Linked DNA regions of Mus musculus: region 2 is linked to region 1. A link is a loop called in an ENCODE intact Hi-C map of the cell type or tissue named here. Cell type or tissue: heart. All regions are shown on one strand. Each heading gives the region's core, and the rest is flanking DNA. Links, peaks and the distances in the headings are about the cores only.

Region 1 (14,941 bases), core at 3,261-11,260:
GCCATATTGAAACCGAATTCTTTGAAATTCAATTTTCTTTAAAATTCAATTTTCTTTGAAATTTAAATTTCAAAAAAATAAACTAGAGGGCTGGAGAGATGGCTCAAAGTTAAGAGCCCTGACTGCTCTTCCAGAGGTCCTGAGTTCAAATATCAGCAGCCACATGATGGCTTACAACCATCTATAATGGGATCTGACACCCTCTTCTGGTGTGTCTGAAGACAGCTACAATGTACTCCTATACATTAAATAAATAAATCTTTAAAAATAAATAAATAAACTAGAGACCTAGAACCAGATGTGGGGGTTCTTGCCCATAATCCTAGCAATCAAGAACTAAAGACAGACAGTCCTGAGCTGAAGGGCTGCCTAGGTAGCAAAGGAGACCTTCACTTTCAAAATCAAGCCCTGGGTTGTACCCCAGTGTTAGAGGGGTTCCTACCATGTCCCAGTCCCTACTTTGATCCCCCATATAAAGAGGGTGGCAATGGCAGATGGATACTGAGATATCATGTGACTGGGAAAAGACGAGGGTTTGCTGAGTTCACTCAGAAATGGAACTCAGGACTCTGAATCAAAAAGAAAGAGATAAACAACCCAGCAGCAAATAGACTGTAATTGTGCTGGCTAGTTTTCTGTCAGCTTGACACAAGCTAAAGTCATCTGAGAGGAAGGAGCCTCAACCAGGGGGTGGGGGTGGGGGTGGGGATGGGGGTGGGGGATGCCTTCCTAAGATCCAGCAGGTGGCAAGCCTGTACAGTATTTTCTTAGTGATTGATGGGGTTCTGCTCTGCTCATTGTGGGTGGGGCCACCCTGGGCGGTGGTCCTGGGTTCTATAAGAAAGCAGGCTGTGGGCTGGAGAGATGGCTCAAAGTTAAGAGCCCTGACTGCTCTTCCGAAGGTCCTGAGTTCAAATCCCAGCAACCACATGGTGGTTCACAACCATCCGTAATGAGATATAATGCCCTTTTCTAGTGTGTCTAAAAGACAGCTACAGTGTACTTGCATAAATAAATCTTTGGGCAGGAGCGAGCAGGGCCGGAGTGAGCAGAGGTCCTGAGTTCAATTCCCAGCAACTACATGATGGCTCACAACCATCTGTACAACTATAGTGTACTCATAAACATAAAATAAATAAATAAATAAATCTTTAGAAAGAAAAGAAAGCAGGCTGAACAAGCCTCAAGGAGCAAGCCAGTAAGCAGCACCCCTCCATGGCCCCTGAATCAGCTCCTGCCTCCAGGTTCCTGCCCTGTGTGAGTGCCTGTCCTGGTTTCCTTCTGTGATGGACATCACTATGGAAGTGTAAGCCCTTTCTTCCTCAAGTTGCTTTGGACTCCGTGTTTCATCAGAGCAACAGTTACCCTAACTAAGACAAGCTGGTACCAGGGAGTGGGATATCACTATGACAGACTGGACCATGTCGTTCTGGGGAAGAACTTTGAAACTTCACACAAGTAAAGCCACTGAGTGGTCAGTGTTTGGTGAGCTGTTCTGTGGGAGCTTGGAAGATAAGAAAGACTGTTGAGAGCAGTGCAGAAGGCGGAGGCCTGGCTTTCCAAGGGTCAGAGGGAAATTTAAAGACTCTAGGTGCCATTTGCTATTTTGAATGAAGATTCTGTGGTTCTGGTTACTGGAGCTGAAGAGTCAGCTGCTTAGAAGATACCAGAACCGGGCTGGAGAAATGGCTCAGCGGTTAAGAGCACTGACTGCTCTTCCGGAGGTCCTGAGTTCAAATCCCAGCAACCATATGGTGGCTTACAACCATCTGTAATGGGATCTGATGCCCTCTTCTGGGGTGTCTGAAGACAGCTACAGTGTACTCACATATAATAAATAAATCAAGAGTTGGCTTTAAAAAAAAAAAAAAAAAAGACACCAGAACTACTTTGCTTTACAGGGATGCTTGATGTTGGTCAGCTGGGGCTGAGACATTAACAGTGCTTAAGAAGTTGACTAGCACCATTGAAGTGAAATCTTCTGGGAAGTGTTTCTTAAGAGCACACAGAAGCTGTGTTCCAAAGGTGGCCATGGTTGTACCTCGTGCAGGCAGCTGAACTTGGTGATGGAGGCGTAAGAGTCACCCAGGTGGGTTGCACAGACTCTAGTGGCTGCAACAGTTTATTGGCAACACAGAGGGGCGAAGGCACTGCAGTGAGGGGAGCTCAGTGCAAAACATGCAAAAGATGGGGAGCCCTTAGTGGGAGAAGTCGGGGTGGGGTGGGGTGGACAAGACCTGGGGGCTCAGTTGTATTATATCCCAGCCCTTAAATAAATACTATACATAAGCTAGGGGCTCGGGCAGGGCAGCAGGACCTGGGGTCTCCCAAGGGGTCACAGGTCTGAGCAGCACTTGCTATAGTGGTCGAACTGGTTCTTTCAGTGCTCCATGTAGGAGCTCCAGCTGTAGAACTCGGTCTTCCACTGGCGCCCTGCCCCACCAGGGTCTCTGCAAGAGTGGGAGGAGGAAACGGAACAGGAAGGATAGTAAAGGTCGGTGGTGAGTGCACCCGCATACACGCATCGCCAGGACCAACGGGGTGGTGGAAATGGAACAGTGGATGATCGGAGAATGAAGATAGAGGCGGAGAAGTGTAGCAGGAAGGAAAGGAAGAGAAAAATCACCCGAAGATGGAGGGGAGGGACAGGATCAGAATGGTTGGTGGGGAAAAGAGAGGAGATACAGAAATGGTTGGCGATTATAAGGCCCATTAGCCCCGGATCCTTCTCCCTTCAACGCAGGGGCTCAAGCTCCAAAGTATAATTTTTACACAAACAAAACAAAACAACAACAAAAAAGTCACCCAGGTGGTACTGGTTTTGAAGGCATGAAGGGGTCATGCAGAGCAGCTGACTTTGGGCACTGTGAGAGGCCAGGAGAGGCCATTGGTGAGGTGCAGCCTCAGCAGTAGTTGGAAGACCCAGGACTAAAGGGGTCATGGAGAGAAGTTGACGTTTGGCACCTTGAAGAGAACCCATGAGAGACTATTGGTGAAAGTGTAGCCCAGTTGCAACAGAAGATCCCCACCAGCATTTTGGAGATGCCAGGACCATGGAATGACCATCAGGAACAGCAGCAGCAGTGGAGTGGAGCCAGCTGTAGCCTAGAAGACAATCTGCGTGTGCTGCAGACGGCAGAGCTGGAGAAGTGACTCAAGCTCTTTGGGAAAGCCCAGAAGATTGTGAGTGAATTCCTGATATCAGACATTGTGTCGTTTACACATTGAGAGTCTGCTTTGCTTTGGTTGTGATTATCTGTGCCCCAATCCTTCCCTCTTGAAGTGAGAAAGCATTCGGTTTATTTTTGCTTTTACGGAAGGTCCCAGTCAAGAGACTTTACATTTTGAAAAGACTTTGGATTGGTTATTTCAAAGAGACTGAATTGTTTGAATTCTTCAAGATTGATTTTTAAAGTTATTTATATTGTTTTATATGAGGTTGTGGGGGTGACCAAGAAAGGGAAGGTTGGCTTTTAGCAGTGACTTGTGTGTCAAGCTGACAAGGGGTCAGTTGGGCTGGCTAACTTTATGTCAGCTTGACACAAGTTAAAGTCATCCGATGGCAGGGAGCCTCACTTGAGAAAATGCCTCCATAAAATCTGGCTGTAGGCAAGCCTGTTGGGAATTTTCTAAACTAGCCATTAATGTGTGAAGCCAGCCCATTGCGTGTAATGCCATCCCTGGGCTGGTGGCCCTGGGTTCTATAAGAGCAGGCTGAGCCAGGCACAGGGAGCAAACAGTTACAGGGTAAGCAGCACTCGTTCTCCCCAACGCCCATGAAGGGTTGGTGTGCTCACTGCTATAAAGCAGACAGGAACAGTTTCAAGGACAGGAACCAACCTTGGCAAAAGCGCTTTCTTTTTTTTTTTTAAGATTTATTTATTTATTACATGTAAGTACACTGTAGTTGTCTTTAGACACACCGGAAGAGGGCATCAGATCCCATTACAGATAATTATGAGCCACCACATGGTTGCTGGGATTTGAACTCAGGACCTTCAGAAGAACAGTCAGTGCTCTTAACCATTGAACCACCTCTCTAGCCTGGCAAAAATGCTTTCTATCTGAATTATCATAAAAATGTTTAAGTAAAAAGAAGAAGGAAAGGAGCGGAGGGGCCACGGTAGTTTCGGAGTAAGGAGATCATTCACGGTTCATGTCAGACATTCAGTCTTGGCTCCGGTGTAACTAAGTGGAAACAGGATCACTATCATACAACAGGTTCGATGCAGCTCACTGTGTGCACCTGTTCCAAGTCCCTAATGCTTCCAACTCAATTTCTTCCCAGCCTGTTGGGCCTGATGATGGAGGAGCACGTAGTCTTCTCTTTGATCCAGTCTGTTACACAGCTGGCGTGTCTGTATCTGTGGGCTAAACAAGACAGCTGAGATCTGCCAGGGGCCAATAAAATCAAACAACTGACTGATATCAGGTGCCATGGAAGGGGCGCTGGGATTTGTTCTCTTCAGATGTTCTGCATATGTTTTACAAACACCTTCCATGCCCTCACAGACTCCTAGTCAGCGCCAAGTCCTGCCTGCTGGCCTCTCAGTAGGCTGTACCAGCAAAATGGTGTGAGACATCATGCGCCAAGTGCTTTCCTGCAGCCACCACTAACTCCTGCCTCCAGGTTCCTGCCATATTTGAGTTCTGGCCCTGACTTCTCCTATGGTGAACATCACTATGAAAGTGTAAGCCGAAAAACCCCTTTCCTCCCCAACTTACTTGGGTCATGGTGTTCCTTGATGCAATAGTAACTCTAAGACGGTAACAATGAGCTCTGAGAGGAAGACCAGAGCCATCAGGGGATATGCAGCATGGTGCCCACTTAGATAGCAAGCAGTGAGCAGAAAAGATTTATTTTCAGTGTCAGAGAATGCTAGGAAAGTGTCTCACACCCCAGGACGAGGACGGCCTTTAGTTTTCTTTGGTTTGGTCGATGCCAGTTCTCAGGTGATGAGGCAGAATGGTGGGCATTTGAAGCAGAGAGACAAACTCTCTATAAATGCCCAAGAGACTAAATTGAACTTGATTTCTCAAGAAGTACAATTGTTCAGCATGTGATGATCCTGGCCTAGGGGTGGTCAGCAAATTGAGAAACGTCTATAGGGCTATAGGTTCTCTGGGAGTGAAATGTTTCTAAGTCCCAGCTAGAGGCAGGGTAGGACAGTAACTCTATCTTTTCCCTGGGATTAGCCCTTAGCTCCCCGCATACAGCACTGGGTGTTAGGTTTTGGATGGGGTGGGTGGTTCAACAGGACAGTAACATGGATTACTAGAGGCTAAGAAATTAGCGTCATTAACAGCGTGAGCAGACAGACAGCCATCAGCATCGCTGGGGCTCCAAAGAGAGATAGCATGACTGAGTCCCTGAAGAGAAGCAGAGGATGAGGAAGGTTCACAGCCTGGCTTTCTGAGAGGACACGGAGGATGGGGTGGAGAGCAGAGTGCGGTACCCCTCAGAGTGGTGGCACTAGCAAGAGGGCTAGCCTGGGAATCACAGCATCCCAGTGGGCTGTCTGTTGGTATCCGTGGGAGGAACAGCAAGCAAGGATGGATTCTAACATTCAATTCCTACAAATTCATGGAGGATGTCTGCAGCAGAAGTGCTCTGTGCTCCTGATGCCCAGGTTCTGTCTCAGAGGGGTGGGGAGGCCATGGGAGGAAATCTGATTCCGCCTCTTGTGGCCCGCACTGGTCTCTCTCTCTTCATGAATTTTTCTCTGATCTTTTGCAAATGTCTTATGTGAAATGTATTTTTATCTTCCCTTGAAGCCAAAAAAAAGAAATGTGTCTCCTGCTGTGTGTGGTCAGAGCTCTGACTCTGTGTGTGTGTGAAAATGACAAATGGTTTCTTGCTGGAATATTCTAAGAAAGCCGGTGGTGATTTAGTGATAATACACTACACTTCTGGCCATGGGTTTGACTTCCTATGCACAACACCTTCCTGTCGAATTGCAAGGACCATGTTCTTGGTAGTTGGATCCCGGGTACCTGTTTAATTCTGGAAAGTGCCATCCACAGCACGTCTCTGTAAAAGTCCCGTTCTTAAACATTTGTCAGCTGGGTTTTTAGCAGCTGAGAGGAAAAGAGGAAGCCAGGCCCCATTTCCTTTCTCCCTCTCCTTGCCCTGTGAAACCTCCTGAGGATTAGGCTCGAGTAAACACGCACTACTTCCTAGTTCAAGCCAGGTGCCCACTGATGGAAGATTCCAGGGCATTTTGCTCCCAGCTGCTCCATGTTTAAAGTGGTCATTGCTTCAGCCATCTCGAATCTTAATACCTTTTCTTCTCAGACTAGAGATACCCAGTGCTGAGAGGCCCACTGTCTTAGTTAGGGTTTCCATTGCTGTGAGAACACACCATGGCCAAGGCAAGTCTTGTAAAGGCCATTTAATTGGGGCTGGCTTGCAGGTTCAGAGGTTCAGTCCATTATCATCAAGGTGGGAACATGACAGGCAACATCTAGGCAGGCATGGTGTGGGAGGAGATGAGAGTTCTACATCTCCATCTTAATCTGAGGGCTGCTAGCAGAATTGTGGCTTCCAGGCAGCTAGGATGAGGGTCTTAAAGCCCACATCCACAGTGACACACCATCCCTTACGCGCATGCACATATGCATACATGCACACAACCATGCATTCCACACGTCCTCCGGTCTGGCCCAAGGAGAGAAAGAGATCGTATGTTCAAGCTGAATGTTTTGCTAAAGCCCTTTGGAAAGCTCTTCTTTCTGCTGTCCTTGCTTTCAAGTGGCTGGCTTCTTCCATTCGTTTAGTTTTGGTTTTCAAGACAGGGATTCTCTGTTGTCCTGGAACTCCCTCTGTAGACCAGGCTGGCCTGGAACTCAGAGATCCAACAGCCTCTGCTTTCTTGAGTGCTGGGATTAAAGACATGTGCCACCAATGCCGTAGGCATTCTTAACAACTGAACTACCTCTCAGGTCCCTACAGGTCTCGTTTCTAATTCCTCTCCCCTACAGATGGGTTCCATGAACTACTCGTGTTTTATGTAACTCTGTTCTTACTGTCTCTGTTTCCATTGGCTTTGTGTGGTATTTGTTTGTTCTGCTTTTTGAGACAGAATTTTGCCTATGTAGCACAGGTTGGCCTAGAACTCACTATGTAGTTCAAGCTGGTTTTGAACTCCTAAAACTTCCAAGTACTGATCTCTATGATTCACACTAATTATCTGTTAAACTGTTATCATAGCATCTATCAGTCATTAGTTTCCTACTAAGCCTTTCTGATTTGGGGCAATGTCAGGAACCCAATGATTTAGTTATTTGAGGCAAGCTGTTATTTCCACAGGCAGGCCCAGCCTCCGAAACTGTGGGTACCTAGTGTCTCCCTGCTCCAGGATTTTAAACCCAAGTCTTGCCTTGCCTGTCACACTCCTTGCTGGCTTCCTAAAGCCCGCCCATCGCTGGCCTGCTGAACATTAAGCAAGCCCTTGCTGACTGCCCACTGAGTGCAGACACCGTGCTCCCTTTAACTCAGTGGTTCAAAATCTATGGGCCGTGACCCTCTTGGGGCCAGACAACCCTTTTAAAGGAGTTGCCTAAGACCATCGGAAAACACAGACATTTACATTAAGATTCTTAACATTCTTAGAATTACAGTTATGAAGTAGCAACAAAATAATTTTATGGTTGTGGGTCACCACAACACGAGGAACTGTATTAAAGGGTCGCAGCATTGGGAAGTCTGAGAACCACTTCAAGTGTAATTGCTTGGGTTTCTTGCTGCTCTTGGTCTGGCTGGGTGATCTGGAAAGACTGTTCTGGTGCTGCCACCTAGAGGTTGGTCTTTGCATTGCACATTAATGCACAGGAACACATTTCCTTCCATCTTCTTCTGGAGAAAGGTATGACCGAGAACTTTCCTGTTGGTGGGACTCATCATCCTCCATTCCACCTACTTCCTCTGGGGAGGGTCTGCTCCACAGTCTGTGCCTGCTCTCTGGGCACCTAGGAAGGGAGCAATGACTCTCCTCTGTGTCCTTGAAGGATGTACTGTGGGAGTCTGTGGCTGGGATGTGGATCCTTCATGGGTGGCCACCTTGTTCCCTAAATATGGGGATCAGATAGGAATAAGTCTTGTCTCTCTGCCTCATCAGAACTTGTATGAAGGAAAGTTGTCCTGGGACTCAGAAGCCCAAGAACCACCCAAAGACAAGGTAATCCAATGGAAGGGTATCCTAAGACACGGAAGCCCAGAATCCACACAGCTCTGACAGGATATCTCCCCAGCAGAGGCATTGCAGCTCCCAGGGGAGGGGATCTCCAGCTGAGCTGAGGCGTTCAGGAGTCTCAACCCTGCTCCACTTCTTCCCTTCTTCTCTTCATTGCTTCTTGGCAAGTCACACCAGACAGCAAATCTCTTAAAAGAGATTTATGGAATATAGAGGGACAATCCAGGGTTGACTGTCTCTGCTCCCAGGAGAAGACAGCAGGGAACTGATCAGACACTACCTTTATATAGGATTCCTTCGGGGGGTGGAGCTTTCAGGGCAGGAATTTCCAGGGTGACGATTGGTGGGATTTCAAGTCCTGAGCTTGGGGGTGCTCAGTGATTGGTGGGTTTTCCTGCTCAGGGATTGGTGGCTTTTTGTTCAGATTTTTCGCCTAAAATTAGCATAATCTGGAAAGGGTCCTTTTGAGAAGACTGTGTGATAGTTGCAGATACTGGAAATGCTATTTTGACAGTTAGAGGGGTCTGAGGGAGGGAACTGGCTGCTAGAGATCCTCAGGCCTGACCACTTTCCTGCCTTGAGCGTTTACAAAGTCTATGAGATTTATAAAGAGTCCACAGCAGGGACACCTTTCCCTCCCGCTTGAGTATTCTGCATTAATAGCCAACATTCCTCCCTTTTTTGTTTGTTATTGATAATATTGACAGACAGGGTAGAAAGGGGACAATGCTATCACTAGACTACTCCCTGCTGAGTGTGGTATAGCGGTCCGTGGGATGAGTTTGATCTTCGCTGTTAGGGTATAATCAGAAGTTGCAGGCTTCAGAGCTGAGGGGCGGTAATCCTGTAATAACATCTGATTAAAGGTCTGGTTAGACATCTTTTGGATCTGTTTTTGAAGAAATCTAGACAAGAAGTCTTTACGTCAATGTGTGATTGATTAGGAAAAAGAGAAAACACAGACAAGAAGGGTAGTGTCCATTTCCATATTGGACTGTTAATGGTCCACTGGCCAGAGGTGTTAAGCTGTTTTCTATGTTTTTGGAGATCCATCTGGAGTGGCAAGATCTTCTGTTTTACTGTGAAGCCTGACTGGTTGATATACAAGCAACTTTCCTCCCTGAGGAAGAGACAATGGCCATCCATCTTTCTCTGCCGTTAGCAAATGCAATCCTCACCAATTTGGTAGCACTACAGTGGCCAAAGGGCATATCTGAGAACAGTGATATAAATTCAAGGCTTAAGTGTATTTATTTTTAGATCATAAAGGACATTTACTTTTAATTTTAGCTTCCCTTTTGCAAATAGCTTTTAAATTTAAACCATTATAATTTTGTTTTGTTTTGAGACAGGGTTTCTCTGTGTACCCTTGGCTGTCCTGGAACTCACTCTGTAGAACAGGCTGGCCTCGAACTCAGAAATCTGCCTGCCTCTGCCTCCCAAGTGCTGGGAATAAAGGTGTGAACCACCACCTGGCATTGGGTTCCTAATAATATTCTCACAGGGTTGTACTGGTTTAATCTGGTTCTCCATTTCCCCTTATTTTTTTTAGTGTTAGGAGGATAAACAACGTTCAAGTTTTTTGAATGGGTGATCTATCATTCTTGCTGATTTATTCTGAGTTTGTTCCCTGGCAAATTTCAATATTCTAGTCTTAATTAAAGATACCAATTCATTCCACTATTTCATTATTTTTCAGACATTTTGTCTGTCTTGCCTGTATGAACTATATAAATGTGATGTCTTCCCTAAGTTTGCTAGGTTTTACCATTTCCATTTATTCCTCCCAGGACCATATATCTTTGCCATTTTTCTGCCAGTTAGTGGCAGTTTCCATGATGACCATATAGCTATACCTTTGCACATACAGTATGAATTTGGAGAAGATACTTTCTTTTTGCTTTTGTAGTGGTTGTTTGTGTTAATAGCCAATAGTGCCACACTGATTTTGTGGGTCCTTCCTCAGTCTCAGCCATTCTATCCCCCTGTCAATAGGTTGCCATTTTCCATTAGTTTTGGTTCCGTCAGTGGATGATGAACCATCAGTAAACCATGCGTTCGCCAAATGCTGCGACCTTTCTGTCCACTCGTATCCCTCACCTAATAGTCTTTTAGTAGAGAGTTGTTCAGTTTCCATGAGATTGTAGGCTTTATGTTGTTTCTGTTGCTGCTGAATTCCAGCGTTAATCCATGGCCGTCTGACAAGATATAAGGGGTTATTTCAACTTTGTCATACCGGTTGAGGCTTGTTTTGTGACCAACTATGCGCTGAGAAGAAGGTATATGCTTTTGTGTTTGGGTGTAATGTTCCGTAGACATTTGTTAGGTACATTTGATTCATACTGCTGTCAGTCTCACTATTTCTCTGTTTAGTTTCTCTCTTGATGACCTGTCCACTGGTGAGAGTAGAGTGTTGAAGTCTCCCACTACCAATATGTGGGCTTTGATGTGTAATTTAAGCTTTAGTAATGTTTCTGTTAACGAATGTGGGTGCAATTAAAAAGAGAAAGGGAGGAGGGGGAAGCTGGTGTTGGCACCAGGCATGAGCTGATTCGACTGATGGTAGCAGGAAAGAAAGGAGACCAGTGTTGGTGGCAACTGGCTTAAACTGCTATTGATAGTAACTAGGGAAACTGCCACTGATAGAGGCTATTTGGGCTCCTGTAGGCTTAGATTTTTTTAAAACCTACTTTTATAAGGGTTCTCAGATGCTTAAAACCACCAGGCCTCTACCTAATCAGCACGAGTCAGTGGGAGCAACCAGGACCAGGCAGAATGCCAGGAGTTCTCTGCCATGCCTTTCTCAATGAAGGGAAGATCAGAGACCAATGAAGTGTTGCAAGGCTAGCTATACAAGTGCCCTGTCTCTGTCTATTGAGTCCTACTTATACTCTCTCCAAATATCACATATCCTCTCATAGGTCTTGCCTCAGCAAAACATCAAGGGAGTCTTCATCACATGACACAACCAGAAACTTCCACTTCAGGCTTCCACTGATGTGGCCAGTGATCTCACACACACACACACACACTGGATGAAGCAAAGTAGGCTCCAACATATATACACACACATACATATAGATATGTACGTACATATAGACAGACAGACAGACATATACACAGACAGACAGATATGTATTCAGTGGATGGAGAAAAGCTTCAACAACCTTACATACACACACACACACACACACACACACACACACACACACACACACACGGGGAGGAGAGAGATATTAAAAGCCAGAAGGGGTTTGGACTGTCTTGCCGACTCTAAGAGACCACAAATGCCAGCCCAGGTTACTATACCCAGCAAAACTTTCAATCATCATAGATGGGAGATGTTAGTCTCCCAACATCAATGGACTCAATTCCCCAATAAAAAGACACAGGCTAGCAGAATGGATGAGAAAGCAGGATCCTTCTTTCTGCCACATACAAGAAACATATCTCAGCAATGAAGATGGACATTGCTTCAGAGTAAAGGACTGGGAAAAAGTTTTCCAAGAAAATGGACCCAAGAATTGAACTGGAGGATCCATTTTTGGTGAACACCATGCAGGAGCAACTGCAGTGGGCAACTGAGCTTCCTGGAGACAGCCCACTGTCTTGCATGGCTGCCATGAGTGAATCCTAGAAGGTACAGCCCCAGGAGCTTCATCCTAAGATTTCTTCTGACCTCTGTATCTGATACTATTCTATTTACAGTTGAAGTTATCTTTGAAAAAAAATTAGTATAGGCTTCTTTTGGTCTTGTATGATTTTAGTAAACAACTCGAACCTCTTTCCTGATTCTTCAGTTTTGTCCCAAGCATTTAAAGTTGCTAAATGACATAGCTCCAAGGTGTTATCATCAAATTCCAGCTGCTTTTGTAGCTCAGCATATTGACTTTCACTTAGCAACTGATCTTGGGAAATATTTAAATCTCTGGCCCTATTTCATTGTTCTGTGGCCCTAGCTTCCTCTTTCTTCCATGTTCACCATTGTAACTGAGGGCCATCTTCCATTATAGCTGTTGCCAAATCTTTCCAGTCTTAGAGAATAATTCTGTTCTGAGTTGCCCATGAATTAATATCTGCTTCACATATGGTGAACACATATGAAATGATCGCTTCCTTGAATCTTCTCAAATCTAATACATCTATAGGATTTTCTTTAATTTCTTCATAACCTTGGGGGCATCTATCATTTGCTGGTAAGCCTTACATAGTAACTGGATGAACTAAAGGTTGGTTTTCAAACAACCTTGGGCTTCCTCTCTTCAGTTTCATTATTTGGTGGCATGGTAGGTCCTTGTCTAAATTCCTCTGTGTCTGAGTATTTTCCTTAATTTTCATCTTTCTTTCTAAGGCTTGTCTCTTATCAATTCACTTATTCTATTATTTTAGTATAAAATAGGGTTTATTCAGGGCATAGGGAGAGGAGTTGAGAGAAAGGCAGGGGGGGAAGTGAGAGAGAGAGTAGAGGCCAGCATGAGCATGTGGGGGGAGGGGAGTAGGTAGAGAGGGGCAAGAGGAGAAGAGAGAGAGTAAGAGCCACTTATCATATTTGACACACACACACACACAAACCCCACTATGGCCATTAAGGGTAAAATCTGAACTACCAGACTGATAGTAATTATAATCAGTATTATGTCAATCTCAATTAAGATACTATCTTTTCATTTTCTGCTTATATTTTTCAAGCCATCTGGAGCAGCAGTAGCAGGGTCCCTAGTGCATTGTATTATGGTATTTCCCATCCTTAACTCTCTCTCTCTGAGGACTCCCAGGTGCCTTAACCAAATCTGATGGCTTCTCAGTTTGTCTGTAGCCGGCATGATTTCTTCGTCCATGTGGTCATGCCACACGTTGTAGTGCCAAATGTTGTTCTTCATAAAAATCTCAAATGTTTGCTTTTACCAAGACAGACTTGGGAGCCAGATGCTGGGTTTGAAAGCCTCAGAGAGGCAAAAAAAAAAAAAAAAAAAAAAAATTACCCAGCTGGCCTTCCTCCTCAGCCGACGTCCCAATAGGAAGCTCTTCACACTGTCTCAAAAACCTCAAACTGAATGCCCCCCCTCTTCTACTTCCTGTGCATTTCTCTATCCATCCTCTTGACTTCCTCTTGCTCTTTATGATTTTTTTCCTATGTTCACTTCCTGTCAATTAGATGCTTGCTCCACCTCTTGACCTATGGTTAACTTTATATAATCTTTCTTATGATAAACAGAAACCTCTTGGATTAAAGGTCTATGCTATGGCTGAGTCACACCACAACTAGAAACAGTTTTTTCTTCTTCCAGTAAATAACACAATCCAGATATCCTGCAACATGTCTTATTTTTGAAGTCTTGTTCAACTAAACTGGCTAATCATCTATTGTCTATTCTCATACTGACAGTAGAATAATCTACTCTTTATTCCTAACCCTGTCTTTTCGTGGTCCACTCTGAAACCTATGTCCACATTCCCAAATCACAAGATCCAGGAACTCAGACCTAACCTAGAATGAGTGTTTTCTTTGATTGTTGTCCCAAGCCTATTTTTCTCTTCCAAGTACAATTGCACGCTTATAATGCATGGAAGCTCACGGTGCACATTTTCTAACCTATGAAGCCTTTGCTAGTCTACAAGGGAAGGGGCATGTTCTACTCTAATTCTAACTTTATTATATCTTTTTGGCAAAACAATGTAAATCCCCTTAAACTTTCTATAAACTACCCTAACTTCCCCCAAACTATTTAAATCAAATCACAACTTCTGTAAAAAATCATTGCTTCATCAAAATAAAATTATTTCACCAAAGTTCACCTTCATATTGACCTGCAGGAAAACTGACCAATAAGCCCAAGAAGTCATCATACCAGACTATAGGCAGTAAGGATCTCTCCATGCCCAACCACACCACGCCAGATGTATGAGGACGATAGCAGTGACAGACATGAGAAGGAGCAGCAGCAGCATCAAGAAGTAATCCAGAGATGAATCCCTCAGGACTGTGCCTCTCCGAGGTACATCCATTGTAGCTGTGCAAACTGGTCAACCGTCTCCAGAAATCTCACTTGCCCACTTTCTTAGTTAGGGTTTTATTGATGTGAGCAGACACCATGACCAAGGCAACTCTTATAAGGAAAACATTTAATTGGGGCTGGCTTACAGGTTCAGAGGTTCAGTCCATTATCATCAAGGCAGGGAACATGGCAGCTTCCAGGCAGGCATGGTGCAGGAGGAGCTGAGAGTTCTACATCTTCATCTGAAGGCTGCTAGCGGAAGACTGGCTTGATGAAGGTCTTAAAGGCCATGCCTACAGTGACACACCCACTCCAACAGGGCCACACCTTCTAAAAGTACTACTCCCAGGGCCGAGCATATACAAACCATCACACCCACCACAGTTCCTCCTTTATGGCATCCACCAGACTACCTTGAAGTAGAATTCTCACAGAAGAGTCCAGTGAGGGAAGCCATCAAGTTTAGAGACAGTTGGGGTAGTAAGGATGACCTGGGGGTAGTAAGGATGACCTTTCTCCATTTAAGAAGAAAGAGGAGGGGGGTTGTGATCAAAAGTAGGGAGGAGGACCAAGTCCTCAATGTTGTTTGAGGAGGAAAGGGAGTCAAGGGTGACACTGAGGCAAGCAGTAGTGGGTGTAGTTCCAACAGAGCATGTGAAAATAGCGAGCTTAACAGAGGAGAAAGGAGGTGATCAGGGAGAGGTGACAGCTAAGACAGGCGACCAGGAGGCAGAACCAGCTGTCCATACTTGA
Region 2 (14,941 bases), core at 1-8,000, 300 kb before region 1:
TCAGTGTCACCTAAAAAAAGCCTCCTAGGTAAGGGATATAGCTCAGGCTATTTACCCGGTATCTGTAAGGGATGCCCTGAGTGCTCTCCCGCACCATGGAAGAAAATAACACAGCCTCCTGACCTTCCTCCACAGGGTCATAGGTATCTTGCAATGTGATTGGATGCTTTTGGTTCTTCGAAAGTTCCTGATAAAATCTATGCCACATACCTGAGAACTCATAACAGGAAGGGAAGCTTGACCAGGCCCTCAAACTCTCCACGCCTTCTTTTCCCCCTGCAGGAGAGAGAGGTCCAAGGTACCTTACATTGTGCGCCAGTGTGTGGAAGAGATCGAGCGCCGGGGTATGGAGGAGGTGGGCATCTACCGAGTGTCTGGAGTGGCCACAGACATCCAGGCACTGAAGGCAGCCTTTGATGTCAGTGAGTATTACCCAGGCAGTGCGGAACAAACAGTGGTGCCCATACCGAGACTCCCACGGGGCCTGGCACATCACACTAATGGGTTCCAGGTCAGCTTTAGCTACATAGTGATTCCTTGTGTCAGACAGATGATTGATTGATGATTAATAACTAGCACACCTATAATCCTAGTATTTGGGAGGTAGAGGCAAGAGGATTGCTGCAGTGTCAAGGCCAGCCAGGGTGGTAGAGCAAGGCCCTGTCTCAAGAGAAAATAAGTAAAATAAAAAGACTTGAGAGCTAATGTGGTCTGGCCATGTTGGTATTAACCTCTGAAGTTAGAGCTACTCAGGAGATTGAGATGGGATCACTTGAGTTAAGGAGATCAGGCCCCACTTAAAACTTTCACGTCTCAAAAGAGAAAGAAGAGACTGGCTGGACAGATGGCTTAGGAAAGAACACGTACTGTCCTTGCACAGGGCCCAGGATAAGTTCCCAGCACCCACAATATAGCTTACAACCACTTGTAACTCTAGTTACAGAGGATCCAGAGTCCTCTTCTGGCCTCTGTGGGATCCTGCATGTGCCTGGTGCACATAAACTCATGCAGGTAGACACAGATACATTAAAAAAAAAAAAAGAAAAGAAAGAAAAGTAGCTAGCTCTTTTTAAAAATCCGAATCCTTCCAAGGTCTAACCACAGCCACCAAGCTGGACCGTGGCCTTCCTTGGGGTGTTGCCTGATGCCTTGGAGTGGCCAGGAGATGCTAAATCCCAGGATAATTTGACTATGCTCCCTTGAGGAAGGTGTGGGACAATGGCATGGATATGGCCCTGGTGCTGTCTCTTTTCTACCTGTCTCCAAACCACTCCCACTCTGTAAGGGAGACAGAACTATCCTGAAGGCTAAGCAAGGGCTTTGAGACCTCGGAGGATCAGTCTTACTTAAGGTCTCTGTTTACTCGGATCAGACACCAAGAGCAAAAGCAATTGGAGGAGGAGAGGGTTCATTTCAGGTTGTGACACTCAGCTCACAGTCTATGATGCGAGGAAGGCAGTCCAGGAACTCAGGGGAGGGACCTGGAGACAGAAAGTAAAGCCACGGCCATGGAGGGATGCTGCTTACTAGCTTGTTCCTCATGGCTTGCTCAGTCTGTCACCTTATACAACCCAGGATCCCCTACTGGACGGGGCCCCCAGTAGTCTAGACCCTTGCCTGTCAGTCATCTGCCAAGAAAAGCCAGCAGGCCAATCTAAGCTCCCCCCCACCCACCCAGTTGAGGTTCTCAGATATATGTAGGCTTTGTTTCAACTTGATAGAAACCAATCAGCACAGGGTTCTTTCTCAGTGTTCCCCAAAGAGCAGGCAGACAGAAACAGGACTCAGAAGGATGTTGTACTTGCAGAGTCTTTATACCACCATCTTGGCCTGGGCCATCAAGGACCCAGCACTCCTCGATAAGACTCACTGTCATGTTTCAGCTTCTCCACGCAGCCTTCTGTCTTAGATAAGGTTTCCATCGCTGTGAAGAGATGTACCATGACCACAGCAACTCTTAAAAAGGAAGCCATTTAACTGGGGCTGCCCTACCGTTCTGAGATGTAGTCCATTTATTGTCATGGTAGGAAGCATGGCAGCTTGCAGGTAGACATGGTGCTGGAGAGGAGCCAGGAGTAGATAAGCAGGCAGCAGGAAAAGAGAGTGAGCCACGGGATCTGGCTTGAGCTTCTGAAACCTCAAAACCCAGCCCCCGTGGCACACTTCCTCCAATAAGGTCACACCTCCAATAGTGCTACTCTCCTGAGTCTGTGGGCACCGTTTTCATTCAAACCACTACACCGGCTCTCTGACACAGAGAACCAGAGGCTGCCTAAGTCCTAAGAAAACACCCAGTGTGACGACTTAAGTGACTCAAACAGTCCCTACGCCTGCCTGCCTCTGCAGCTGGTGGCCCTTCTTCCCAGCAACCCTGTCCAGACTCAGTCACACAAATGCTGGGGGGCGTAGGGAAACAAACCACACAAAGGGGATGGCTACACACGTGTGTCATCAAGCTGTGTCAGCCCAGGCAGGTTGCAGACCTGGGACCCACACGGAGGCTGTTTCTGCGTTCTCTGCAGATAACAAGGATGTGTCCGTGATGATGAGCGAGATGGACGTGAACGCCATTGCCGGCACGCTGAAGCTCTACTTCCGTGAGCTGCCCGAGCCCCTCTTCACGGATGAGTTCTACCCTAACTTCGCAGAAGGCATTGGTGAGCATCGAGGGCCCTGGCCTTGTGGGAGGCAAGCATCTCATGGCCTCGTCCATTCACTGGCGCCATTAGGAGAGGGAATCAGACTGTTCCCCGATACTCTGTTCCCACATTCGAACCTAACCTGAGGGAGTTGGCTGTGCAGTGCGGGTACTAAAAACCAGGCCATCTGTGCAATCTCTGACAGCTGCCTGCTGCCCTCTCCTCTCAGTATGGCCAGAGGGTAACCAGTCTGTGTGGCCATGGACGTGTCCAGCTGTGGGATCCCCGTAGCCACAATGAACCCCTAATGCTCTAACCCCAGGTCCTGGCCCAGTCAAGCAGAGATTTATGCCCAGCCTTCACCTTTAGTCAACCTGGATGATGGTGCCCAACTCACACAGGAGGCAGACATACCCCTTACTTCACCCTTATGGTAATCCAACCTGCAGGGCCGGTTCACCACAAGACCTGGCCTCTCAGGCTGGAAAGTGCCCCTAGGGTGTGCGTGTAAATAAGGGAAGCTCCCAGGGGCTGGGGGAAGGGGCCTTCCTATGTGCTTATAGCAGCAGACAGTGCCCCTCCCCCCAGGCCTCCCACTTGTCACCCCCACCCCCAGTACAGGCCTACCCATAAGCTATACAGGTGCCTGGGTGCTGCTGCTCGTTTGAGATGAGAGAAGGCTTTTTTGGTATCTCCCATGCTACATAAGCCTTTACCACAGGCCTTCCTCAGTTGGAGTCAGTCTAACTGTGTGGCCTGAGACAATGTTGGGCGCCTGAACTCCTCAGTGCCTTCCAGCATAGGCTTGGGGTTCGGGGTGTTTCGTCTGACATCCTCATGAGAGGTCTCGGGACTGTGCTCCGACCCTGGGAACTGAACGCCCTCCTTCTGTAGCTCTTTCAGACCCCGTCGCAAAGGAGAGCTGCATGCTGAACCTGCTGCTGTCCCTCCCAGAAGCCAACCTGCTCACCTTCCTCTTCCTCCTGGACCACCTGAAAAGGTAGCGCCCGCTCTCCCATGCAGCCCCCGTCCCCAGAAAACCATGCACCACCAAGGGCCTTCTCTCCTTCTCAAGTCTCCAGTCGGTTCCCACACTAGGGACTAGAGCCGATGGCATCCCTCTCCTCTGCACCGGACACTAAGCCACAGCCAGCATTGCACTTGAACTTGCCCTTCACTTCCAGATCATGGCCCAGAGCTGTCCCAGCTGCCCACTGGCCTTGGGTTCTCTCTGTCCCTGACTCCTCGGACTCTGGGGGATAGAATCTTTATATAAGCCCTGAGTGTGATGTTGGAATAACACCTTCTGCTCTGGCTTCACGAAACAGGGTAGCTGAAAAGGAGACGGTGAACAAGATGTCCCTGCACAACCTCGCCACGGTCTTTGGCCCCACACTGCTTCGGCCCTCAGAGAAGGAAAGCAAGCTCCCTGCTAACCCCAGCCAGCCCATCACCATGACTGACAGCTGGTCCCTGGAGGTCATGTCCCAGGTATAGGAAACAAGCCGTAGTCCATTGTTACCCTGGTTTGACACTTGTCGGGTAGACAGCCTCAGCCTACTTCAGCATGAGCCGTTCCCACCTCAACTACAGAGGCCTACCTACTATCACTGAGAGGGTCAAGAGGGGCCCTGGCTACTTTAAAAAAAAAATTTATTTATGTATTATGTATAAGTACACTGTAGCTGTCTTCAGACACCCCAGAAGAGGGCGTCAGATCCCATTACAGATGGTAGTGAGCCCCCATGTGGTTGCTGGGATTTGAACTTGGGACCTTCGGAAGAGCAGTCAGTGTTCTTAACCACTGAGCCACCTCTCCAGCCCCTCTGGCTACTTTTAGCCCCTCTGTTCCTGGCTAGATTTGAGCCCATCTGCTAGTCTTTCAAGCTCAACTCTTGTCACCAGCAAGGTCTCTTAGTACGGGAGCTGTGTGAGCTGAGAGAGGCTTCCCACCTGCACCCCTCTCACAGGTTCGCCTCTCCCTTCTCTGCCGGAACAGGTCCAAGTGTTGCTGTACTTCCTGCAGCTGGAGGCCATCCCTGCCCCTGACAGCAAGAGACAGAGCATCCTGTTTTCCACTGAAGTCTAAAAGCCAGGCATCAGTCATCTCATTAGGAGGCCCACAGAATGACCTGGAAAACTGGGACGAGAGAACCCGCCCACAGAGTGGGAATGAGACCCTTCCTGCGGTGTAATTTAGCCATTCCGAAGCTCTGGGCCATCTGCCAAGAGACAAGTACCCAAAGCGAAAGGCCAAGGGGCCTGCGAGAATCCAGGTGTGTCTGCAAGCCCCAGGCTGGCCCCCAGACTGTACCTTTCCCTTGTTGCCACCAGAGGGCACCCCAAGTCAGCCCATCTGCAAGCCTGCGGACAAGGGAAAAGAGGCGGAGAAGAGAGTGGTTTTTACGAATCTAATTTATCAGAGTTTTAAAAAAAAAAAATCTCTACTGGATCATTTGTTCCGATGCACCCTCTCTGGGGAATAGGGACACCGTCAGATCCCTTACTGTTGTGTCTTGAATAAACACTGCTGCTGCTTCCTATTGTGGGGGCCACAGCCATGTCCCTCTGTTTAGGTGGGGATGCCTTCACGTTCCCTGACGTAGAAATTCCGCTGTGTGTGTGACAGGGTCTGAGATGCTGACTCGGCACTGTAACATCGTCAGCCCTGGCTGCTTGCTCCGTCCTCCCAGAAGGATGGATGTATGTGCAGAAGCAGGTCAGGCTCCTGTTCTCTGATACTCTTGTCTGGGCTCTCTATGCACCTCTCAGGAGTGTGCTCCTCCACAGCCCAGAAGTGTCCCAGGACCCAGCACGGGGAAGGAGACCCTGGTCGTCACGCACCTTACAATTCCTTCTGCAGGGAGAGTGGCCGAGCCCACTGATCCTTACAGCCTCCCTTCTGTCTTACAAAGGCTGTGATATCTCCAGCCTGGCTCTGACTGCTGTCTCTCTCCCTCGTTGCCCCATCTAAGAGACCACTCCCTTCCCTTGCTCCCGTCTGAGCAGACTCGGTTACCTTTCTCAGCCATCTCTGCTCCAAGACAGCAGTTTCCTCTAGTGGCTTGTTTTAATACTTTGATCCGAAATAGCTTTTGATACTTGAATATTTTTAAGTTTTATACGTAGTTTCTAATTTTTTTTTTCCTAATGGGTTCAGACACCTAATAAGATACTAGAATGTACACCGTGGACAGGCCATGTCCAGGCAGGGTTTTGTCTTCCTTTGAGAGCCGGCTTCCTTTTGTTTGGAGTCGTTTCTGATGCCTCCCTCCAGAGCATCAGAAATATGGGAAGAAGGCTAGGAAAGTCAGGCCTGGGGATAGGAGCAAGATGGAAAGCTAGCCCACCTGCGGCCCTCCCACCTCAATCCCTGTCGCTGGGTGGGAGTCGGAGTAGTTGTCTCTTACTGGCCACCCTAGTTAGCAAAGGGAAAGGGAAAACCACTGATTGTCTTCAAGAAGGAATCCCATAAACCCTTGCATCATTTCTTAAAGGGTAGAATCCCACCCTTGGGTGACAGAGGCAGAGTTGCCATGAGCTCAGGACCAGCCTTGGCAGCATCATGCTTATCTGGACAGCCAAGACTACTGTGTAGGGCTGGCGTACAAGTAGCTGGGGAGAGAAGAAAAAAGGCTGACGAGAGACTTGAATCCTGAGCTGCTCCTGCAGGAAGGCATAATTTTAGGGGTGTAGACTGCCTGTCCCGTGAGGACTCCTGCACCCGGTCACATACCCCACAGCCCCTCCCATGTCTGGACGGTGGGTATGCCCACCGATGGCATCCACCAACCCCACAGCACATGGGGGACCCCTGAGAGGCAGAGCCATGTCTTCCCCTCCCGTCTGCTCTTGAACCTGCCTAAGGTATTGGGCAGGAAACAAAAGACCCTACAGGGTCTCTGTCTGCATACAGTGTTTAGTTGGCTTTTTTTTTTCCCCTCAGCAGAGCTACCCATTGGTCTGCTCTTGAGCATTTTTGGACCCACTGGGCTCCTCTAGTTTGGCTGTTCATCCCAGTCCATGTCATGGCTCTGACCCTGTAAGGGGAGCACTGCTGAGAAAAGCTGAGTAACCTCCCAGCCCCCCACTGTTGTTTCTGCACCTCCTCCCCTCCCCTCCCCCCCAACCCATTGTTTGCTTTGTGTCTGTCACCTTGAACTGGAAAGCAATATATCAATGTGCCAATGTGCATTCCCTGGCCCACCCCCTGCCTCGGTTCACTTTATTTATTTAGGTTATGTGTTATTTGATGATGGAATGAGCATCCCTGTGTCGGTCTAAAAAGTGCCCCTCCGCCATCGGGCCACGGCAGCAGTGACTGGGGCTGCCTCTCTTACCGCCTCACGCCTTGCAGGCCTCTAAGCTGGCAAAGAAAATACATGGCGTTGTCCAGGAATGGGGGTGACTCAGCTTTACCCTCTGCAAAGAGAATGACGGCCCCAGTCCGTTATGACCGCCCACCAGGCGTGGCTGCCAGACGCTAAAGGAAGAAGTGATACTTTCTTACCTTGGGACCTGGGTCCTGGGCACAGTGGGCTTGGCTTTCCTGGTGGTAGCCTGGCCTCTGCAGTGGGTGGATGGTCTCTTAGCTGCGATCCTGCTTTTGAACTCGGCTGTCTGTACTACCACTCTGTACCAGAAGGACCACGGACACTCTCATTAAAGTCTCCTGAGACTACTTCGGTTTGTGGTGGTTTCTAGTCGGTCAGTCGCCTCTCGAGTTTGAAAGCCCTGCATTGCTGGGGCAAAACTAGAACCCACAAGCATAGGGGGAAAAAAAAACAGTGTTACAGAGCTCTCATTGTCCAGTCAGGCCGTTGGTGGGGGAGGAGGAGTCTACATTGCACCACTGTGGGAAGTCCTGCTTTCGTGGAATTGAGGACCCACAGGTAGGTGCCAGGGAGGCAGCTTCAAGATACAGAGCAGCAGCTAAGTCCTCAGACCCAAGGACTAGTCTGGGCAAGGACCATTGCCTTGACTAAGGATGAAGAAGAGAAGCCACCTGGGAAATGTAGTCTTGACCCTGCAAGTGGGAGAGATGGCAGTAGGGTGGTTGACCAGTCTTGCTTGTCTTACTTGACCCTGGTTCTCCTCACCTATGCCTGTTTCAAGCCACTTAGCCTGCTGGGATTGCAGAGAGGCAGCTAGATCCTATCTTTCTATGGCATGCAGAGGAGGTGGGTGTTCTTAGATGCCTCTAGCCTTGCCCTCAGAAGCCTGCCCAAATTACAGGGAAGCAGCACCCAGAGTCAACAAGTGTGTAACTCGGAGTCTTTAATGGCGGCAGCTAGGGAAGAGGAGCCTAGCCATATCCAGGCAGCCATCACATTATCTTCAATAGCACCTATAGCAGGTCACCCCCAATAACTTCCTAGCATAAGGGTCACTTGACAAATGGCCAAGAGTGGGGAGCCTGAGCAATGTGACTATCACTGTTGCCACTGCCATCCGATGACAGTGCAAGGTTATGGGGTGTTAGGTGTGACAGGGTTACTCAGAGTAGCAGGCTCTCACTGCCCCATTGGTGACTTGACAGAGTCACCATGCATGACCAAAAGAGCTGTACCCTCACCCTTGGATTCTGAGAAGCCTCAGCAGCCATAACCCCAGGCCCACTCCAGAAGCATGCCAGATCCTACCCTTCCCAGGAAACTGCGTACGATGATGAAGACGGGCTTCTACCAGTACTTGGCTATGTCCGGCCCCTAAGAGGTTACAATCAGCATGGTCTCTTACATTGTCTGCCTGGCTCTGTTTGGAAAACTTACACGCATAAGAGCATTCATGGCTCCATTGCATCTCTAAACTAGGAGTTGGTTTTTCAAGCAAAGCTGACTCCTCACCGTGTTTCTCCATGCAAGGGCCACGTCTGTCCAAACCCAGGCCAGTAGTATGGCTTAGAGACAGGGTCAATCACTGTGTCTCAAACCTGAAGTTATCAACACTTCCTTGATCCCTTAGAGCACCAATTCTAAACCAATAGGTCACAAACTGCATTTGGAGAGAGGGGTCAAATGACCCATTCACGGATATCCTGTATCTCAGATATTTACAGTACAATTCATAACAGCTATGAAGTAGCAACAAGATCATTTTATGGTCATAGGAGTGGGGGTCAGCACAACATAAGGAACTGTATTAAAGGGTCACAGCATTAGGAAGGTTAATAACCATTCACATAGAGGAAAATGGAGTAACCCCACTTACATTAACACCTCAGATCCTGCCTGCCGGCAAATGCTGAGCTCTGTCCCCAAACGTACCAACTTTATGCGAGGTGTGTTAGGGTCAACCTTGACCCAAACACAATAGCACAGGCTGATGCTTTCTAGCTTCATGACCCATCAAATTCATACAGAAATCACAAAAGAACGTCTTGTGACTCCTCCCACCCCAGCGTCCCAGCAGCCTTAAAAGGAAGTTTTACAAGGTCTGAAGAGGGGCAGTGGCAAATAGTTCTGGAAAGATAAACAACATGAAGAGTGACAAACTGCTCTTGAAGAGACCCAAATGGCTTTGGCTGGAGCAGTGCCCACAGTGCCAGCAAGACTGGAGCAAGACCCTGCCAGGGAACGAGGAAGCCAGTGGAGTTTGAATCCATCCCGTCTGGCCTAATGGGAGTGGGAGAGAGCTGACAAGCCATGGTCGGCTTCCAGGGAGAGCCCTGTACCCTCCAGTTCTTACAGAACGGCCAGCCAGGGGTGTAACAATGACAAGCATTCACAGAAGGGTCACATCTAATTCATAACCAAATTAGAAAAGGTACCAGTTACTCGGAGAGGAGTAAGTGATAAACTTCCCTAAACCCAGCAGCCTGCCCTGATGTCAGATGGTAATACATCCCAAGAAAGGCCTCAGAGTTCCTCAGACCTTGTCCCCAACTACAGAAGTACTTCAGAGACTTAATCTGCATCCCCATCCTGAGTATGGAATTTGGAAATGGCTCATCTGACTTGGGCTGTCTAGCAAGACCATGTTTCGAAAAGCAAACAAGAAAACAAATGAGAAAATACCATGGAAAGATGGAAGGGGAAAAAAAAAATCATATGTCAAATATTGTCAAGGGTACAGGAGACACTGACTGAAGAGGGAAGCCTGGACCAGAATTCCACCCAGAGCCTCCAGAAGGAAACCACCTGCCAACAGATGAGTTTGGCACTACTGGCCTCTGGAGCTAGGAGAGGAGGCAAAGCCAGGTTTTCTGGAGCCCCGTAGTCTATATGTTTGTAAGGCTGCCACAGGAAACTGATATGGTCACACAATGAGGAAGTCAAAATACGTCTGTCAGTCCTAGGGTCTGAAGTCTAAAGGAGAGGGGCAGAAGCCAACGAGGCAGAGGTAAAGGTCACCCCCACACTTGGCAATGGTGCAACAGAGCATTTGAGCGAAACTAAGGGCTTGCAGAACTGCTCTTGGGGCTTTGGCTGCCCCTCTGCACCACCAGCTGTGCCCACAAAGGAAAGTGGAGAGGGCCTTCTGCTTGTCCTCACCGCCCTTGTCCTTTGTGTCCTGTCCTTGTGTCCACACCCTTCCTACCCTCAGCCCCATATCCACCCCCATCTGCATGGCCCCTCAGTATGTTTGGAATCTGTCAGCTTTGCCTCACACACAGCTCATTTCCAGTCTTCAGAAAGCACTGAGGGCTAGAAATTTGGCTCTGAGATTTGGTGCTTGCCTAAGAAGCCGGGCCTGGACTCCATCACCAACACTGCAAAGGGAGGCTGGGGGACGTTCACCAGGGCTACTGTTGGCTCCGACATCAGTGAACTCTACCTTGAAATGGGAGATGTATGTTGGTGTCTGCTGGGGATCAAATCTAGCACCTTGCACATGCTACGGGTATGTGTTACCATTGGGCTACATCCTAACTCCCGAAGATAGATTTTTAAATTTAATTTTTAATATATGTTAGTGATAAAGAATAACGGTTTCATTGTGACATTCTATACTAGATTGTACATAATCTATATCAATCAAATCAATCTATCTCACCTCTGATACCTTTCTCTTCCCAACTAGTTTCTATTCGTGTGTGTGTGTGTGTGTGTGTGTGTTATGTGTGTTATGTGTGGTTGTGTGTATGGTATGTATGTAGTGTGTGTATGTGGTGTGTGTGTGTGGTGTGTGTGTATGTGGTGTGTGTATGGTGTGTATGTGTGGTATGTGTGTGTATGTGGTGCATATGTGTGGTGCTTGTGTGTTTTGTGTGTGTATGTATGGTATGTATGTGTGTGGTATGTAAACATGGTGTGTTTGTGTGTTTGTGTGTATATGTATGGTGTGTATGTGTTATGTGTGGTATATGTGTGTGATGTGTAAGTGTGGTGTGTATGTGGTGTGTGTGTGTGTGGTGTGTGTGTGTGTGTGTGTGTGTGTGTGTGTGTGTGTGTCTGACTCAATGAGTTTAATTAGGGTTGCTTACAGGAACATGGGTAAGGGTTTATAGGCAGGAGTACTGGCAACTAGCCAGTGGTTACATTGTTCCCTGAGCAACAATTCACTGCCTATAGATCCTCAAGGGAGGAATGGGAATCTCATGAGACCTTCCCCTGTAGCAAGTTTTAAAAGCCTATAACTCCCTTTCCATAACAGGTTGTTGCTAGGCACGGTCTTGCGTAGGACTTCTGCAGAGAATCATAGCTGCTGAGTCTTTGGGTTTGTTGTCCTTGTTGTTGTTTTCCTTAGTTTTTGAGACAGGGTTTCTCTGTGTGGCCCTGTTTATCCTGAAACTAACTCTGTAGACCAGATTGGCATTGAACTCACAGAGATCTGCCTGCCTCTGCCTCCTTAGTGCTAGGATTCAAGTTGTGCTCCACCACTGCCAGCTTGCTATGAGCTCTTACGTGTACTGGCTGTCCACATCAGGAAGATGGTGTACGACCATACTCCTTCCAGCCCCTGCTCTCTATCCATCTGGTCTTAATGTTCTCTGAGCCTTGGAGGAGATGATACAGAATTGAGCATCCAACAGTTACTAATTCCTTGCACCTTGAGTAATTATCGCCGCAGTCGTCACTGCCCGCCACAAAAAGAAGATGGTCTGACCAAAGTTGAGAGCAGTACTAACCTCTGGGCATAAATATTGAGAAGGCCACTGGGATAGGCACATGTCCGTTTAATAGGACAGCAGTCTGAGCCTTGCCACTGACTAAGGCTTGTAACCTCGGCAGCCGTGGGCATCTGATCAAAAGATCAGATCTAGAGTACCAGGTGAGTCCTCCCCTGGGGAGCAGACCTTAGATCCAATCAGAAAGTTGTTCCCCCATTAACTGTCCCACCAGTGGGCCCACATTGCCTGGCAGGTCAATAGTGTAGCATAACAGGTTACAGTTGTGTAAGACTGCTAAGGACTTCTGCCCTAGCAGTGTGGGCAGCACCTCCACCACCATTCAAGCTAGCCAATCAGGAAGAAGATTCCTCTACGCCCGTGACCAAAGCCTGTGATGTCTTCAGTCATCGACTTACCATGTAGATGTGGTGGTGGTCAAGAGCAAGGGTAATAGCCTAGAATGTTTTAGGGGCCTCTCTGGCTGTTCTCTAGTCACAGAACTTATGGGTAGTCTCTACATAGTAAGAGAATTTGTTATGATGACTTACAGTCTGTAGTCCAACTCCCCAACAATGGTCAGCAACAGCTGTGAATGGGAAGTCCAAGGATCTAGCAGTTGCTCAGTCCCACAAGGCAAGCAGGCGAAAAAGAGAGAGCAAATCTTCCTTCTTCCAATGTCCTCATGTAGGTCTCCAGCAGAAGGTGTGGCCCAGATTAAAGGTGTGTGCCACCATGCCTGGATCTGGGACGTGCTTTGTCTCAGATGGCCTCGAACGCAGAGACCTCCCTGCCTTAATCTTCTGGCATTCAATACCAAGAGCTCCATACCAAGATCCAGGTCAGAAACTTGTATCTCCCAGCCTCCAGATTAGGATCACAGGTGAGCCTTCCAATTCTGGATTGTAGTTCATTCCAGATAGTTGACAACCAGGAATAGCCACTACACTGGCCAAGAAGTCATTGGGAGATGGCCCACACCGGGCACTAGAAATTTCATTTAATATCCTATGGCTTCTGAGAGTAGCTTTATCCATCTCCCCAGTGTGCTTCAGTTTAACTTTTTCTTTATTTTCTTTATTTTATTAAAATTTATTTTATTGTTTTTAAAGTATCCATTTTATTTATGGCCTTTTTATGCATTCTTCGTTTGGGTCGATATGAGAGGAACACATGTGGTGCTTGTCTTCCTGAGCCTGGGTTACCTCACCTAATAGGACAGTGTCCGTTTCCATGAACTTTTCTTGATTATCATAATTTCCTTTTTTCTGCATGGCCCAATGAAGTTGCATTATTTATGCATACTGCTTTTCGTGGATCCATCCATCTGCCAGGACACTAGGCAGATCCTATTACCGTGCTGTTGTGGGCAGATCAGAAATAAACATGGATGTGCACATATCTCTGTGAAAGACCGAGAGTCCTTAGAGTATCTGCCTGGGAGCAGAGGAACTGTGACATCGTATAGTAGTTATAATCTTAGCTTCCTTAGAAACCTGAACACAGATTTCCACAGTAGCAGCACCCACTTCCCCACTCACCACTCAGTGAAAAGCTCCTCTTTATACGGCCTCACCCACAGCCAGCATTTCCCATCCCTTGTTATCTTTTTTTTTTAAGATTTATTTATTTATTTTATGTATATGAGTACACTGTAGCTGTCTTCAGGCACACCAGAAGAGGGCATCTGATCCCATTACAGATGGTTGTGAGTCACCATGTGGTTGCTGGGAATTGAATTCAGGACCTCTAGAAGAGCAGTCAGTGCTCTTAACCACAGAGCCATCTCTCCAGCCCCAACCCCTCGTTTTCTTAATGGTAGCCATTCTGATTGGAAGGAGATGGAGTCTCAAAGTAGTTTTGGTTTGCATTTCCCTGACTGCTAAGGCAGTTGAACACTTTTAAAACTAGTTATTGGCCATTTACATCTCTTCTTTTGAGAGCCCTCTGTGCATTTCAACTTTCCATGTTTTTTTTAAAGGGTTATTTTTATTTTATGTGTCTGGGTGTTTTGCCTGCATGTATATAATGTGTACCATATGTATGCCTGCACCCAAAAGAGGCCAGAAGAGGGAATAGGGTCCCTGGAACTAGACTTTCAGATGGGTGTGAGCTGCCACGTAGGTGTTGGAACTAAACCCAGATCCTCTGCAAGAGCAGCAAGGGCTCTTAACCACTGAGCATCTCTCCAGCTGCAATAGTCCATTTTCAGTTTTCTTGTCGTTACAATCTTTTTTTAAGTTTTTTTTTTCTATATTGTACATATTAATCCTCGGGCGATTTTTCTATTCTGTGGGATGGCCCTGGACTTGACTGTTTCCTTAGCTGTGCATAAGCTATTTAACTTCATGCGGTCCCATCTGTCCACTGTTGGGCGTAATTCCTGAGTGCTTGGAGCCTTGGTTAGAAGTCAGTCAGTGGTAAAGTGCCGGCTGCTACACATCCAGAGGGCACCTGAGTCAAAAGGCTCACAGCCATCCCCGGCACTAGCTCCAGGGGTTCTGGCGCCCTCTTCTGGCCGTCAGGTACTCCACACACACATGTGGCAGCCACACAGCCACACAGAATAAACACATGAATAGAAGTTATAACTTGAAAATACCGTCGAGGCTGGAGGGATGGCTTAGCAGTTAAGAGCACTGGCTGCTCTTCCAGAGTCCTTAGTTCAATTCCCAGCCACCTCATGGTGGCTCATAGCCATCTATAATGAGATCTGGTGCCCTCTTCTGGACTGCAGGTGTATAAGCAGGAAGAACATAATAAATAAATGTAGTCATAATAAATAAATCTTTAAAAAGAAAAAGGAAAAGAAAAAAACGAAAATATCATCAAAAGTTGTTACATATGCCTGTGTCTTGAAGTATATGCCCTACTTTTTTATTCTAGTGCTTTCAAAGTTTAAGGTTCTGTGCTTTTAGGCTTCAACCCATTTGTAGTTGGTTGTTGTTCAAGATGAAAGGTACCAAGAAGCTAGTTTGTGCTGCTGAGATAGCTCATAAGGTAAAGGGTCTTGCCACCAAGACTGGACACCCTCCGTTCCATCCCCAGGATCCACGTGGTAGGAGGAGAGGACTGACTCCAACAAGCTGTCTTCTGACCTTCACTCTTGTGCTATTGTGTGTACACACACATGTGCGCACACAATAGTTAGATAGATAGATAGATAGATAGATAGATAGATAGATAGATAGATAGATAGATAGATAGAGGGATAGAGGGATAGAGGGATAGAGAGAGAGATAGAGAGATACAG

The links. Peaks named below come from ENCODE experiments on the same cell type or tissue, not always from the same donor. Only the 100,000 strongest peaks of a DNase experiment are listed, where the experiment ranks them.
Region 2: a loop joins it to region 1, with 6 times the contacts of the local background. A loop is called at or near these places in 20 of 42 quality-filtered maps.

What each region holds. Positions count from the first base shown.
Region 1 is chr10:75,478,810-75,493,750 of GRCm38, forward strand. No RefSeq gene overlaps it. Among named protein-coding and RNA genes, the nearest start is that of Gucd1, 31 kb to the right of the region's middle. In heart, for the core only: a CTCF peak has its summit at 7,799 (motif pointing left); a DNase peak (open chromatin) is centred at 7,832.
Region 2 is chr10:75,177,602-75,192,542 of GRCm38, forward strand. It overlaps Bcr (BCR activator of RhoGEF and GTPase), which reads left to right. Exons shown (of 23, transcript NM_001081412.2): 19 at 283-422; 20 at 2,523-2,657; 21 at 3,534-3,639; 22 at 3,968-4,130; 23 at 4,639-7,322. The coding sequence ends at 4,728. Among named protein-coding and RNA genes, the nearest start is that of Specc1l, 27 kb to the right of the region's middle. In heart, for the core only: no CTCF peak of the experiment used is centred there; a DNase peak (open chromatin) is centred at 4,890.